Regions from separate parts of the Mus musculus genome. Here region 1 is linked to region 2. A link is a loop called in an ENCODE intact Hi-C map of the cell type or tissue named here. Cell type or tissue: gastrocnemius. All regions are shown on one strand. Region 1 overlaps Ubn2 (ubinuclein 2). Region 2 overlaps Luc7l2 (LUC7-like 2 (S. cerevisiae)).

Region 1 (2,500 bases), 92 kb after region 2:
AGCATGGTTTAGAGGAGTAATATAAGCATTTTACCAGAGATAAGAACTTATTTACAACGAGATAAACTTTTCCCTTAAAACTTTATAAAATAAAATTGCATAACATGTTTGTGATCATTTATCTACTACTGTACTTTTCTCTGCTTTGTTTTTACAAAACCAAAAGCACCCTGAAAGCAAAACCAAACAAAGAGCCGCACATGCACAACTAGAAATCAAAGTGCCCTTCAGAGAACGTGGGTCAGCAGAAGCACCGTGCTGAAGCACAGGGCAGTGCTCAAGTCCGGCCTGGACTATAGACTTCTTTCTTCTACTTTCAATTTGAAAAATAAAACAAAACAAAAACCAACAAGGGGAACAAATCCCAAACTTCTCTAACAATACGAGGACCAGTGTGCTTTTATAGTACACTCCTAAAGTAAAGTACCCTAGTTCTTCTACACAGGGTCAAAGGACATGACAAAGTCTCCTACAAATAAAGCAGTTAAAGTCAGCCAACACAGGCAAAGATCATCTTCCAATGTAGCAGCAAGTAGGACAATGAGTTCTAGAGACATTCCCAAAGAACAGAGTTCTCATAACCAATGGCAGTCGCAATAACAGTAGGATTTTCATTTTAGAAAGTCTTGAATCAAGGAGAGGTGGGAAGGGCTGTGGGAGAGGACAACAAGAGGAGAGAGAATAGGGGTGCCTACCCTTTCCATCTCTGCATAGTAAACAATTTAGATCTGCTTTGGGAAAAAATATTCTGGATTAAGATCACTTTCAATAAGCTGTTTCCAAGCAGGTGTCAAACCCACAGTCAATATATACCCACAGGTATATGCCCAGTTCTTTCCCCAGTGCTGGGACCCAAATAAGCCTTATTTATTGTTTATGACACAAAACAAGATAATTTGGGCTAATAACATCCATCAAAGGGGTGGTGGGCATGAAAGAATGTACTAATTGAATCTTCTTGATTTCTTCAAAATATCAGGACTTTGTTATTATACATTAACTTGGCTTCTTTTCTCCAAACCTTTTCTCCAGATTGTTTTAAAATCATGATTTTCACTCTTTGTTCTCAGAAGCAGGAGAAGAACTATAATTTGATTTTAGTAGAGATTATTGCTTGCATTTACTTTGGAGGCTCTGAGTGAGCATGACACTTGGCTCGCAAACAGTCTCCAGCTGTGGTCCAGCACTGCTGCCCGAGGACAGCGCTGCTGACTGTTATTGCTTGTGAATACTGAGGATCACCTTTATATACAGTAACAGCTTAGACATCACATCAGTGAAGGCAATTTCAAAGATAAGACAGTTGGAAACAGACAGTTTAATATTCCTGAATCAAGGACCCCATCGAATGGGACCTACGTGTGCTGATTTACTTCTGCATTTGGATGTTGCTAACGTTCTTTAGTGATACACACTGCTCTATAGATATCCTTTCCAGTTATTCACCATTTTAAAAATAACATAATTTGACTTTAAGTGCAAAAATACAGTATGAATTGCAAGTCTCTGTTAAAAAATAACCAACTTATATGCTTGTTTAGTAATAAAAACTGTAAAGACAGGTAACCATAAAGTATGGACACCATTTTCAATGTTATGATATAGAAAGAAATGTATTTACATTTAGAAAGGACTTTGATTCACTTGTATAACATGAAAGGGTTGCTGGACTGGGGATCTGGCAGCAGTCCTTAAGGAGTCAAGACTGACAGAAAACAGGATATATTTTACACAGCATAGTCTCAGAGCCCAGGGTAATCTTATAAAATGACATGGGAAAGAGAACCATCAAGGGTCTTCGTATAGCATGGTTCAGAATCGATGGATTTAAGAACCTACAATTATTGTTTGACTTTTAATATCGATTGATTTATATGAATATGTATGTGTCTGCAAATACACAAATACACAAGTATCAGCAAGAAGAGACACTAACACACATGGACTTCTCTCTGGGTAGAGAAAATGAAGTACAGGCTGCCTTCCTCAACAGACACCCCAGTACAGCAATTTATGAAGTATAAGCAGGCCTGTGAAACGAAGTTTCCTGGTGCTGGCGTAAGAGCTGATCAAGTTTCTCTAAGAGACCTTTCAAATGAACCTTAACGTGCTAAATTCAAGTCAAACTTCTCTGCAACATCCCAATATCTTTCCAAAATATCTACTGGGGCTTACATAGCCTCCTCATTTGTTTTATTGGTAAAGTAAATTTCTACAGTCAAGAAATTATATCAGTGATTACTTTCGTTTGTTTTCCTTTTTTCTTTTCTCTCTCTTTTTTTTTCTTTTTCTTTTTTGAGACAGGAGGAGGGTGGAGGAGCTCCCAGACCGACCTGGAGAGCTGGGATTTTCTACTGCAGGTGCCGCACACAAACAATGCAATGGGGCAGGGAGGGGGGCAGTCGGGGCACAAATGAAACTTGAACTAGGAAGTGGGAGGACTTAGAGCGGAGAAGAGACCATTGTAAAAGGAGGGGTAAGGAGGGGAAATCTATGCTTT
Region 2 (2,500 bases):
TTCTTGAGTTCTGACTTTTATGTTACTTCTATAAAAACAAGACATGTACTTGAATGAGAGTCTCCCCCAACAAACAACAGAACTCTATAGAATTCCCCTCCTTGTCACAGAAGTTCCTTCAACTAGGCACCTGGCTTAGAAAACAATATACTTCTGGTGACTGAAACTGTCTGCTTATCATAAAAACTTAATTCTCCAAAACCCACTTCCTAAACTAGAACAAAAACAGACCTTTTTTTTCTATAGCTTTTACATTGAGCTTTTCTCTTCTGGAAACAAAAATGTTTCGATATGTAAAATGACCATTCTGAACTTACAACTTCACACTATAGTCCTAGAAAAATGATGTCAAGCTTAGACCTTTGTCTACTTACACAAATTATATTCTTTTATAAAGAATACAGAAAATTAAGAAAATTAGACTATAGGGCTGGTGAGATGGCTCAGTGGGTAAGAGCACCCGACTGCTCTCCCGAAGGTCCAGAGTTCAAATCCCAGCAACCACATGGTGGTTCACAACCATCCGTAACGAGATCTGACTCCCTCTTCTGGAGTGTCTGAAGACAGCTACAGTGTACTTACATATAATAAATAAATCTTTAAAAAAAAAAAAAGAAAAAAAAGAAAATTAGACTATAAGAAAATTAGTATTTCTAATTGTGTGTGTGTGTGTGTGTGTGTGTGTGTGTGTGTGTGTGTATAAACTTGGGTGTGCATGACTTAAAAGGTTAGAAGTATTGGATCCCCTGAAACTAGAGTCACAAAAAATTATTACCTGTTCAATGTGGACAATGCTAGTAAGGAGACTCAGGTCCTCTTTGCAAGTGCAGGTCCATGTTCTCAATCACTAAAGCCATCTCTCTAGCCCCAAAATGATTATATTCCTTCATATTTAAAAAAATTTTGAGGGCTGAAAAGACGGCTCCACGGTTAAGAGAACTGACTGTTCTTCCAGAGGTCTTAAGAGTTCAATTCCCAGCAATCACATGGTGGCTCACAACCATCTGTAATGGGATCCGGTGCCCTCTTCTGGTTTGTCTGAAGAAAGCAGCAGTGTACTCATATACACAAAATGAATCTTTAAAAAAAATTTTTTTTGCCTGTATGTGTACATGTATGTTAGTCATGATTTTGTTTAAAAAAAAAAAAAAGTCTTTGCCTACATGTGTATATGTATGTTAACCATGTACATGTGTGAGGTCAGAAGACACTGGCGCCCCAGAACTAGAGTAGAGTTATGGATGGTTGTGAGCTACCATGTGAGTGCTGCTACTCTGGGCCATTTCTCCAACCTCCAAATGATCCAGCCCCAGATTATACTCTTATATAGCATACTCTTCTCATTTCCCAGTACAATCTCAGAACTCAATAAACAATTCCAATTCCATGATGAGTACAACACTGCAGTAGTTTATCTTGTGGTATGAATGTATATATAATGGCAAGCATGTTTAAAGTATGCTTTGGACTGTCTTAACTATATATAGTTCTATTCATTCATTGTGCAACCAGGGGGAAGTTATATATCCTACCTTAATCTATCATTTGTTAAGAGAGGAATAGCAATGTAAATGTGAAAAGTGTAAAATGTTCCCCAAACTCTGACATGCTGATGATCTGGTCCCCAGCTGGCATATCTAATCATTCAGAGCTAACTGGACCCTAACTATTTTAACTAATGGATAAATACTGACAATTTTTTTTTAGATGTATACATGTGTATTGCAAGCTTGTGGATATTCATGGAGGTCAGAAGGTTTTAGATCCCATGGAGTTGGGAGTTACAGGCAGTTGTGAACTGCTCAATGTGGCTGCTAAGAACTGAACTCAGGTCTCCTCAAAGAGCAGCAAATGTTCTTAGCCATTTCTCCAGCACCTACTGGCAGATTCTAATTGTTGTTAGGTTACAGAAACCAGTAGGTGTGACCTAGTTCAAAGAAATAGGCTCTTTGAAGGGTGGTTATTATCCCTGGACTTGTTCTGAAAACATCTTGAAGTAAGCAACTTTTCTCTACCATGGCTGGTTGTATCTTTCAGCCACCAGGATGTTCGGCTCACAGAAATGTAGCGAGCAAACCAGGTGCTGAAACTTCTGAGACCACAAGTCAAATAAATCTTTATTTTTTTAAGCTCTTTTCTCAAATATTGTTTGTTTGTTTTGAGACAGGGTTTCTCTGTGTAGCCCTGGCTGTCCTGGAACTCACTCTGTAGACCAGGCTGGACTCAAACTCAGAAATCCGCCTGCCTCTGCCTCCCCAGTGCTGGGATCAAAGGCGTGTGCCACCACCACTCGGCTTTTTTTTTTTTTTTTTTTAAGGTAGTCTTACACTACAGGGCAAGATAGCTTTAAACTAGTTACTCTCCTGAGTGCTAAGATTACAGATATGAACAACTACACCTGCTTTTTTTTCATTTTGGGGAGAATGAGAACTCACTATGTAACTTAACGTACTACACAGATTAAGCTAGTCTCAAAGCTGCCAATCCTTTTATTTCAGTT

What was found. Hi-C counts contacts between places; a loop is a spot of excess contacts. Peaks named below come from ENCODE experiments on the same cell type or tissue, not always from the same donor. Only the 100,000 strongest peaks of a DNase experiment are listed, where the experiment ranks them.
Region 1: a loop joins it to region 2, with 1.9 times the contacts of the local background. A loop is called at or near these places in 3 of 42 quality-filtered maps.

Annotation. Positions count from the first base shown.
Region 1 is chr6:38,504,523-38,507,022 of GRCm38, reverse strand. It overlaps Ubn2 (ubinuclein 2), which reads right to left. Exons shown (of 17, transcript NM_177185.4): 17 at 1-2,500. Among named protein-coding and RNA genes, the nearest start is that of Mir7670, 1.6 kb to the left of the region's middle. In gastrocnemius, no CTCF peak of the experiment used is centred here; a DNase peak (open chromatin) is centred at 1,178.
Region 2 is chr6:38,596,209-38,598,708 of GRCm38, reverse strand. The region is part of intron 7 of Luc7l2 (LUC7-like 2 (S. cerevisiae)); the gene reads right to left. Among named protein-coding and RNA genes, the nearest start is that of Klrg2, 40 kb to the left of the region's middle. In gastrocnemius, a CTCF peak has its summit at 1,020 (motif pointing left); no DNase peak of the experiment used is centred here.